Regions from separate parts of the Homo sapiens genome. Here region 1 is linked to region 2. Evidence: read pairs that join two places in POLR2A ChIA-PET (ENCODE). Cell type or tissue: PC-3. All regions are shown on one strand. Links, peaks and the distances in the headings refer to the core of each region. The heading gives the core; the rest is flanking DNA.

Region 1 (5,392 bases), core at 236-5,235, 200 kb before region 2:
CCTGGGATGGATGATTCCTTTCTGGGTAGGGCTGGTCTAAATGCTCCCTCTTTGAGCACTGGCTAAATTTTGCCCTGTGTTGCTTTCTGCTGTGACAGGGAAGCATGAAGTTCCAAAGCAAAATTCCATAATCACTGCATTCTCTCTCCCCTAAGTGCACAGATTATCTCACTGCACTGTGCAGCGGCTGCTGGGGGATGGGAAAGGAGGGGTGTCAGCAATTCAAGACTTTCTTTCCTATATCTTTCAGTGCCTCTTTCAGGGTTATAAAGTTAAAACCATGTACTGTGATCACTCACCTGATTTTTGGTTCTTATGAAGGTGCTTCCTTGTGTGGATAGTTGTTCAATTTGGTGTTCCTGCAGTGGGGGATGATCACTGGAGGGTTCTATTTGCCCATCTTGCTCCACCTCCTCTATCGCATTCTCTTTTTTTATTGAGTGGCCCTTGGCTATATTCATAGTACCATTTGGCAAAAGGAGCCCCAGCACCTGGGAGACCAGAGGCCACTGCTCTTCTCTATCATCTGCATATGGCACTTGGCAGGGACCATTTTAGTGTTCACTGTCATAGCATCTGTACCTATAAAAGTCAAACAATCATGCTACATTGTATTAAAAAACCAACCAGTATGAAATCCCTGATTTTTCCAAACACATGTGTTATAGAAATCAAAGATGACATTAATATCTCTGTCAGAACAAGGTTTAGTTGTGCAGGCAAAGAAAGTGATCATCCTGGAGCAAGTGAATGCAAACCTGCTGCTGCTGCAGGCTCCTTGGGGATCTTTTCCATTTTTGCTTCTATGAATCTTTAGGATGGTTGAGAAGATTTGTAGTGGAAAGAAAAAGGCTTTCAGGATTTGCAGTTCCAGCACTGAAACTCTTTCCCCACATTTAGATGTCTTCGATATTTCTTTTGTCAGGTAGGGAGTGTGTGAGGCTGTGTGTATTGGTGTGTATATATGAATTGGTGTGTGAGTGTGTGTGATGTGACGATGTGCATGATTGGGTGTGTGTGTCTATGTCCTGTGTGTGTGTTTGTGGATTTAGTTAAACATTCATGCCTCGTAACAAAGTGTCTCTTCCTTCACCTTCCACTTACTTGCTTCAGGCATGATGGGTTATTTAACAGATTAAATGATTTTACTTTGATTCTTATAAATGTATTCGATTATGTTTCAGCCCCCATGGGTTCAGAGTCCTTTCTTCATTCTAGTCATTTGCACCATTCCTGCATTTTTGGCTCACTTTACTGGAAAGAGCAGAGATATAATCACGGTAGTCAAGTTTAACTGCAAATTCGTTTCCCCTTGAACTTTGAGAGGAAAAGAGAGATAAAGATCCCTGGAGAGTGAGGGTCGGATTTACTAATCTTCATCTGTACTCTGCCTGTATCATGGAGAGCATCCATCTTGGCAGTAATAATGCATGCTGTTGTACTTATTGTCTAAATGCTGATGGGCCCCAAGGAAACAAGAACTCTGTACCATTGACTGGGCCAAGTTTAGCTGATACACGGTGAATACTCAGTAAATGTTGGCTAAATGAATGGAGTGGAGTGGAAGAGAGAGGGCTCCTTTGAAACAGTTTTATATATAATGTAAAAAATAAGCTCAAGAACCATTGTTTCATTCAACAAAAATGAAGACATTAAAACTAAAATATGGTCATTGTTATTTTTTCTAAAACTCCATTTTCTTTATATATTCCAAACTTCTTTAACAAAGAAGCTATAAAATAGCTTTGTCATGATACCATCATCTCATAAAAATAAAAACATGATTGGGTTAAATGGCATTTTTTTTCTTTTTTTTCTTTCATGTTTTAAGCAAAACAAATGGCCTGGGCTCTGAAGGAGGGGGAGCTGCTCAGGGTCCACACTGTGTTGACAAAGCTTCCTTCCTGGGCTTTAGAAACAGGAAGAGATGTGCTCTGTGCTCCTTTGGGTGCTGGGACTGGATCTTATACCAGCTTACCTAACCATCAGCTCTCAGTGCTAGAGAAAGGACAGTCAATGAGATTTGAAATAGTAGCAACAAGCACTCTTTTTTTTTTTTTTTCGAGACAGGGTGACATCCTGTCACCCAGGATGGAATACAATGGCACAATCAGAGCTCACTGCTACCTCCAACTTCTGGGCTCAAGAGATTCTCCCACCTCAGCCTCCTGAGTAGCTAGACTACAGACATGTACCACCATGCCTGGATAATTTTTTAAACTTTTTGTAGAGATGAGGTCTCGCTATGTTGCTTAGATTGCTCTTGGACTCCTGAACTCAAGCAATCCTTCTGTCTCAGCCTCTCAAAATGCTGGGGTTACAGGAATGAGTCACTTGCCCAGCCAATAACAAGCACTCTTGAGTGGGGCAGATCTATTCGCCCCAACTCAATTCATTGAGTGATTAATTTGTTGAATTAGGTCTTTGAGAGGAAATGAGAGATAAAGATTATTATTATTCATTGACTTACTGATTATGTTGTTTCTATTAACTACTTTATAATTCACAGTAGTTTTTTTGTTTTATCATCATACAGTATATTTTAGGTTTTCCTGTTCTTTGGGCCTATGCCTGCTGAGAATAACAATTTCCTGTGCCTTTTGAATTTTGAGCTGGATTCTATCATGAGATATATGATTAGGTGTTTTACAAATGGTAGAGTGGGTTTATTTCTTCTGTTGCATTTTCAACATACCTAACTGCCCTTTTAAATTTCCCTTAATTCACATAACTGCTTTTTTGAATGAGAGAAGAAAGAATGAAGTCACAGAGAATTTGTGGGGAGTTGTGTTTGGTTTGGGCCACATGTAGGTGTCTGTTGCCCATGGTATGTGTTGTGGTTCTCTGCCCACCCCCACCATACCCATGTGTGCACACACACAAACACATATACTCATATCCATGTATGTCAGTCCCTTCTCTATTCACATGTAAGTCCCTTCCAAAAAGCACATGATTTTCTTTGTGAATCCTGGAAATCAAACAATCTCAGCTTCTGGTTGATTTTCATGTGACAACTTAAATTTTTTTAAAAAAAGAAAGCCCATATATCTGTTTATAAAACATGGAACATTCAAAAATGGCTCAGATGTTAAAATTAAAACAAAACATAAGTAAAATTGACCTTCAACTTGGCTAGACTGGAAAAAACATGAATAAAAAAGAAGTGGTAGCAAAGAGCTAACTGGACTGAGAATGGTGAGTGTATATTGGATTTGGTAGACAAGCCCTGAGATTCTTTATATACTACATTAATACCTCTGAATACTTGCATTCCCATTCTGAGGTTTTGAATGGATTTACCTTGTGCTGTAATTTAGATTTGAGGGGTACATGCCTAGAGCCTCACCATGTGCAAATGGCTAAGGTAGGCTAAGGTTGGAAATTGCTAAGCAAGTAGAAGTAGCAGCTTCTTCCTTCAGGGAGCCAGAAGCCAGTCACCTGCTTAAAGGGTGCAGTGGCTACTCTCATATTCAGAGTAAAAGGTAACGCTGGCTTAGGAAGGTGTGCATGATCCACAGCCTGCACCAATTCCTCGGTCTCTTCCTGTATGACACTCCCTTCTGCCTTGCATTCTCTGGCTGCCTGGCTTTTTCTCATCTCTCCAACAGGCCAGGTTCTTCCTACCTCATGACCTTACACTGGCTATTTCCCCCACTTGGAAAGCACTCACCCCAGATCTCTGCCAGGCTGCTCTTTCTTATCCTTCTGGCCTTAGGTTAACAGTCGCCTCTTCAAAACGAACTTCTTTGACCTCCAGCTCCTCACGAGCCCCTAACACTCTCTTTATTTTCATCATAGTACTCCTCCATGACATTAAAAATGGTTTTTAAGCTCAGTAACATCAGGGACCTCATCTCCCTGCTTAGCTGTATCCTTGCCACGTAGAAGAGTTCCTGACTCAGAGCAGCTCAATAAATGTTTCTTGCATGAATTATTGAAACCACACTTTATTCCTCAGAAGCACGGACATCTCATTTTTCTCAGCACTCTGTCAAAAGAGGCCATGTTATATGTTTTATTAATTTATTTTTCTTTTAATTTGGGTTATAGTGAGTTTGCCACATAAACGTTTTGAATTCTTATGTATTCAAATTTAGCCTTCATGGTTTCTTGTTTTGGTGGCATGATGAGAAAATATTTCCATTTCAGAATTATAAAAATATCCACTTAAATTTTCTTCTAGTGTTTTCCTGTGCTTGATTTATATTTAAATATTTAATCCATCTGAATTTATTTTAGAATAAGATACATGGTAAGAATCTAAATTACATTTTATTCAAACTGCTAGCCAGTTGACCCAACATGATTTATTGTATAATTTAGCATTTTCCTACTGATTTAAAATCACAACTTAACCATATGCTAAATTCTTCTATCTGTGTCTGTCTCATGGATCTGCCAGTCTTGTTCTGCCCCAGAACCAGATTTCAGTTATTGTAGCTTCATTATAGCCCAGCTTCTTACGTGATAGAATAAGTGTCTCTTCTTCTAATCTCCACCATTATTGTCTTTTTATATATTTTTCCTGAGATTAACTTTAGAATTATTTTATCAATTTAAAACAAAGTGTTAGTGAGATTTATTGGGATTGCCTTAATGGAATGTGTTATTATATATTATTATTTTTAGACTTGCTCATCTAAGAATTTGGCATGTTTCTTAATTGTTTGCAAACCTTTTGTGTGTTCATTACTTTATTTTTATTTTCTTCTTATATTTGATGATCTCTGGAGAATAAAACACCTTTAAAATTTTCCACTCAGTCCTAGTTCCATATGTTTTCCATGGTTTGCTTTAAAGTGTGTCTCTCTTTCTAACCTACCCATTTTCTTTTGGAGTCAGGTAAAGTGAGAGTCACAGATAATGTTCTGAAGGTGTTGAGAGACTTCCTGTTTGAAAAAAATTACAAGAGTCTTCCATGATTGTCAAGGTTGTGGAAAGCAAAGATGAGCTTGCCGTGACCCAGCCCTCAGGTCAACAATAATCCACAGAAGGTCAAGTGTTTATCATCTCCTCTCATTTTATTTAAAATTTTTTTTTTTTTTTTTTTTATAGAGACAGGGTCTTGCTATGTTGCCTAGGCTGATCTTAAACTCCTGGCATCAAGTGATCCACCTTGGCCTCCCAAAGCATTGGGATTACAAGCTTATGTTAATTTTCTTGAAGCAGGTGATTTCTTTGTCACTCTTGAGTTTGCTAACATAAGAAAAACATTCATTTTGAACTCACCTTTCAGGCCAGGGCACGGTGGCTCATGCCTGTAATCCCAACACTTTGGGAGGCAGAGGCAGGTGGATCACTTGAGGTCAGGAGTTCAAGATCAGCCTGGCCAACATTTCTCTACTAAAAATACAAAACATAAAAAATAAAAATTAGCTGGGCCTGGTGG
Region 2 (5,392 bases), core at 156-5,155:
CTTCTGACAGAGCACCCAGCTTCACACAGTGAAAGTATGTGACTGTCCTCTCAGATATCAACTATAAGATTTCGTCACAAAGTTCATTTTATGCTGCTAAAACAGAATACCTGAGATTGAGTAATTTACAAAGAACCATAGGTTATTTGGCTTATGGTTCTGGAAGCTGTGAAGTGCAAGAGCAGGGTGCCAACATCTGGCAAGGTCAGCCCATGGTGGAGGGTATCACATGATGAGCAAGTGTGTAAGACAGTGAGAAAATGGAGGCTAAGAGTTCATCCTTTTTATTAGGACCCACCCCTGTGATGATCCACTCCATGGAATGGCCATGCAATTATGGTCTTAATCCACTCTTGAGAGTGGAGCCCTCATGACCTAATCTCCTCTTAAAGGCCCCATCTTTTAATACTGCTACAGTGACAATTAAGTTTCCAATACATGAACTTTGGGGGACATATTCAAACCATAGCAGTAAGGTCACCCCAAACACTCAGGTCCTCCAGTGAGAGGGGAAGGGAGGGGGACATGGGTGATCAAGGCAGTAGAATTAGTGAATGGAGAACAAAATTTAAAAATCTGAGCATTTTTTATTCTGAAATATAAAAGTAATCAATTTTAAGAAAGCTTAAAATAAATTCAAGGAGATTAACTTCACTGATCATAAGTTCTCACATTTACATGGCAAGGTAAGTTTTCTGAACCACAACAACCCCAGGATGACTTTAGAAATGTTGAAAAACCACAGAATTATAGTCCATTGCACAGCAAGCATTCACTTACTCTATGTTGAATTAGAAAGGAAAGACATTTTTCAAAGAACATGGTGTTACAGAATTGTGAGAGATGTTATCAAGCATTTGATCTAACCATCCCATTTTACAGACATAGAAACTGATTACTTATCCAGGAGGATATAAATAGCTATTAGCAGTACTGGCATAGGATTCATGTTTCCTAACTCTCAGTTTAGGGTGTTTAGAAGCCCAACCAGTATATAATCCTTTGGATTAGTATCTGAGTTGTTGTTAAATAAGCAAATCTTGTGGGTTCAAGTATTCAGCCAGGTCATTCCATAATTTTTCTCATTACCTTTCTTAGGAGCGTATATAGTGACTAATTGAATGAGCCGGCTGATGCTCCCTTATATTTGTATTCAGTTTATATATTTTCTTGCGAAGGGAGTATAGTTTGGAGGTTAAGGGCACAGATTCTGGAACCAGGCTGCTGAGTTTGAATTCTGATTTTGCCAATTATTATAATTTTGGACAAATTCACTTTTCTGTGCCTCTGTTTGCTTGTCTATAAAATGGGGAGGGTAATGGCTCTTTTCTCATGGGCTCAATTGAGAATTAGATAACATATGTAGAAGTGCTTTGAACAATAACGAATGCATACTAGCTAACATTTATTGAAAATCAACCATAATTATAATATTGAATCTCTACAATAATAATTCATAATCTGCTTATATTCAACTGATATATGAGTGGTATAGTTCAGTAAAATGCTTTGATGTCACCACTAATGCAGTACAAGTAGGAGATACTTTTCTGATGCTTGGTAGATCTTTTTGTTTAAAAGTTTGGAAAAACCCAGTGTTTCTTTTGGGGTGGATAGATAACTACATAGGGTTTTTTTTTTTTTTTTTCCTGAAATAGTGCTGTGCTGAAAAATTATATGCTATTTCTATGTAAGGAAATCTTATAAAAGTCTTAGCAGAAACACTTTATGTATACTTATTGTTAAGATATTAAGAACATTTTAGAAAGAAAAACATAATATTACTAATCCCGCCCTGACTGGCCTAGTTTCATTTTTACATTTCTTTTTGTTCTCTACCCATATATGTGCATGTTTTTCAGGGTTTCTCACATAGTAACTGAAATTCATTTTCACTTTATATTGCATGTACTTTTGCTTCCTGTGTTGTGATCATAGATTTTCTTCTTTAATGCTGTAACCTGTCTTATTACCACATTTTACTTACTTGCCTATTAATATAAATTAAGATTGTTTCCAAGGTTTTGGTATGACAAGAGAAACCTCTTGAAGGAAACCCTTGTTTGGAATTTTCTCCACCTTCCCACCCAACTGCACTCCCCATTTAGAGAAATGGGTACTAGCTGCCATTTTGGGTGCTAGTTGCCAGTTTGAGTTTATTTTTCCCCCCAATTCTCTTTCACTTTTTAACTTCTGCTTTTCTTTCCTGAGTGTAAGATCCAAATACCTATCAAAGTTGTGAGTTTTTAGGGACATCTTTATCCTTGACCACAGGTCTTGATACTGATCCTGAATGTGTGTGTTTACCACATGTCCTGTAAGGCACATATTGCAGATCTTGGACCTCTTTGGTGGATAGAGTGAGGACATGAGGAAGCACCACTCAGCGCTATTAAAAATCAGAAGCTATTGTGGAAGTGAATGATCTGGCAAGGCTAACAACGGCTCCTTATTTCATAAATATGAGTCACTCCCAGTTTTACACTGTAGATAAAACACTCTGAAAGGGACAATAAAAGCAGCAAGAGGTAGATTTAGTGAGATGCTGAGTAGATGTGTTTGTGTCTCCCTTCCTCTCAACTTTTCTAAATCCTGAGGTTTTAGTGCAGTGCTGAAGTCTTCTAGGGGCTTAAGCAAACACAGGCAGCAAAAACACATCAGAATGGAAAGATAATTCCCATTAGTTCATTTTGCCAAATTGAGGTAAAGTGCCCTTTAAATAGGAGATAATTCTTTGACAGATAATTAGCTTGTCTTCCTTGATAAAATATGTGAATTGGTTGAGTATATTATAATTAATTTTGCATATTATGTAAAAATCTATTCATGTACACTTACTAGGTGAATCTCTTAATTCCTACCTTGAGGATGGCTAGAAAGCCCCATTTCTGCTCCAGTGAATAGAAAGAGCTGGAGGAATGCTGTGGTTATGGAGTCCAGGAAGCCCTCTCTTACAAAGATTGGGAGGAGCTGAATGTGGTATATCATTATTAAAAGACACAGAGACTTCATATTAATACATGCATTTATTAAAACAAACTTTGAGAACACTTTTAGGCCTGAGAATGAGATGCTACAAAGTTGCCTAAATAATTACCTTGAAATCAATCTCTTGCTAGTGACATTCTTCTGGCTTCCCAATGTGGAGCTTTTTCCAGGGAGTGGAGTGAGTGATTGGCTGGGTGCAGCTAGCTGTTGGCTGGGCGGTGGCTGTGGGAAGTAGCCTGAGAGGGCACAGAACAGTTGCTCAATGACTCAGTGAGTCAAAGCTCCTCTCTGCAGTTTTTCTTCCCCCTACTCCTTAAGCCATTCTGAGCTCCTTCAGGCATCCCCATGTATCTGCGCACTGCTTTTGGGGTGTCTTTTCTCATTCAAAGCTATTGTCGTGGCTACTTGATTTGGCTCATATTAAAACGTGCACTGGGAGATGTTGGAGTGCTGAAATAAAAGAGCATGCTGTAGTTAATCGATCAGAGAGCCTCTCTTCTCCAAGTTGAAGTGTTTCTTTTCCTGAAAATAGAGTGGCTATTTGATGTTCCATGGGAGCCGAATGACTTCCTGGTGTAGTGTGGCTTATAGCACCGTAGATTTTAGTCATTGGTCACTACCCCTCCATGTGCATGCACACACATTCACATGCAAACAAACACATATTTTAGTTAACATTTGTAGAATGGGAACAATTATGACACTGAGCATTAACTCATTTAATGGGGATAGCAATAGTATTAAATCTATCTGCAGCGTCCAATATAGTAGCCTTGCTGCAAGCCAAACGTGGCCATTGAGCACTTGAAATGGGGCCAGTCCAAACAGAGATGTGCTGTAGGTGTAAAATATATACCAGATTTCAAGACTTTATATAGAAAATAATGTAAAATATTTCATTAGTAATTGTTTTAATATTGACTCTTGAAATGATATTTGCACATGTTAAGAAAAATATATTAGCAATATTTTACCTGTTTGTTTTTACTTTCTTGAATGCAGCTACTAGAAAAAAAAAATGCTTGTTATTATAGTAGCCTGAATTCCATGTCTATCAAATGTTGCCGATCTCAATGTGGTAATAACAGTATTATTATCCCCACTTTTTAGATGAGGCAATTGAGGCTGAGAGAGGTTAGGTAAGTTGCCCAAGGTCTCACAGCACAATGCCAAATTCAGACCTGCCTGACTCCAGAGCCCACACCCTTCATCACTAAGAAACTGTTGTATAATAGAGAATTTGTCTGGCCGTTGTCCTCAGTTCCTGGGAAATAATTTCTAAACCCTTGGAACTCCCCGAGTGTTAGGAGTGTCTTTGTTATGCATGATGAGCCCCTTGGATCACACCTGTGTTTATGTTAATGCGATGACTCAGGATAAGAGTTTATCATCAGAAAGACATCCACATGATTAGAAGGTCAGGGCTTTGTATTAGTTCATCTTCTTCAGCAGAAGAGAGTGGGACTGAAGATTGAGTTCAATCACAAGGCCAATAATTTAATTATGCCTAAGTAATGGAACCCAATAAAAACTCTGGACACCAAAGCTCAGTTAAACTTCCTAGTGAACACATTGCTGTGTCAGCAGGGCAATGTGTCCTGATTGCACAAGGAGAGGGCCTAGAAGCTCCATATGCAGGACCCTCCCAGATATTGCCCTGTATGTGTCTTTATCTGGCTCTTCCTGATTTGTAGCTTTTATAATAAAAACTATCATCATAAAGATAGGGCTTGTGTTCTGTGAGTCATTCTAGTGAATTATCAAGCCTGAAGCATTGTAGAAGCCACAGAATTTATAACCAGTTGGCTAGAAGTGTGGGTGGCCTGGGAACCCCTGAACCTGTGGCTAGCATCTGGAAGTGAAGGCATTCTTATTTGAGACTGTGGCCTTAACTTGGGGAGTCTGCACTGACTCTGCTTAGTCAGTTTCAGAATTATATTGCAGTATTGCAAGAATAGACTGCCTTTTATTTGGATGTATGTATTAGGAGAACAGCAGCTGAGAGAGCTAAGTGCTGCAGCTTAACTTGCTTATCTCTGTAACACCATTTCCTTGGTGACAATGGCCATTTGCATTCTAGACTTGGAAAATGACTCAATCTTTGAGCAACTGCTTTTGACCACTAGGATCAGTTGGGAGGCAGGCAGGCCTCTGAGACCTTCATACTCAAAACCCTTCAGGCTGTAATCTCTGGGGCCTATTTCATCTCCCAGTTGGCATCATGTTAGCGGTGGTGACAAACATATGTGTTGGCCCCTCTTTGACACCAGGGATTCTTAAGTATTGGTTTTGGGATTGAGATGTTCATGGGAAGCTGACACAGGGTGATACTATGGGTAAGGAGTATTTCGATTTTTTGTTGTGTTTTTTAATCATTTGCCTTGTCTGGAATTACGCTTTTGTG

What was found. ChIA-PET counts read pairs that join two places held together with the same protein. Peaks named below come from ENCODE experiments on the same cell type or tissue, not always from the same donor. Only the 100,000 strongest peaks of a DNase experiment are listed, where the experiment ranks them.
Region 1: POLR2A ChIA-PET joins it to region 2 with 10 read pairs; 3 of 35 experiments call an interaction of 5 or more read pairs at or near these places.

Annotation. Positions count from the first base shown.
Region 1 is chr1:221,922,634-221,928,025 of GRCh38, reverse strand. The region is part of intron 1 of LINC02257 (long intergenic non-protein coding RNA 2257); the gene reads left to right. Among named protein-coding and RNA genes, the nearest start is that of LINC02474, 41 kb to the left of the region's middle. In PC-3, for the core only: no CTCF peak of the experiment used is centred there; no DNase peak of the experiment used is centred there; H3K27ac peaks cover 675 bases.
Region 2 is chr1:221,722,959-221,728,350 of GRCh38, reverse strand. The region is part of intron 2 of DUSP10 (dual specificity phosphatase 10); the gene reads left to right. Among named protein-coding and RNA genes, the nearest start is that of DUSP10, 16 kb to the left of the region's middle. RefSeq lists an enhancer at 1,758-1,827. In PC-3, for the core only: no CTCF peak of the experiment used is centred there; a DNase peak (open chromatin) is centred at 2,430; H3K27ac peaks cover 1,130 bases.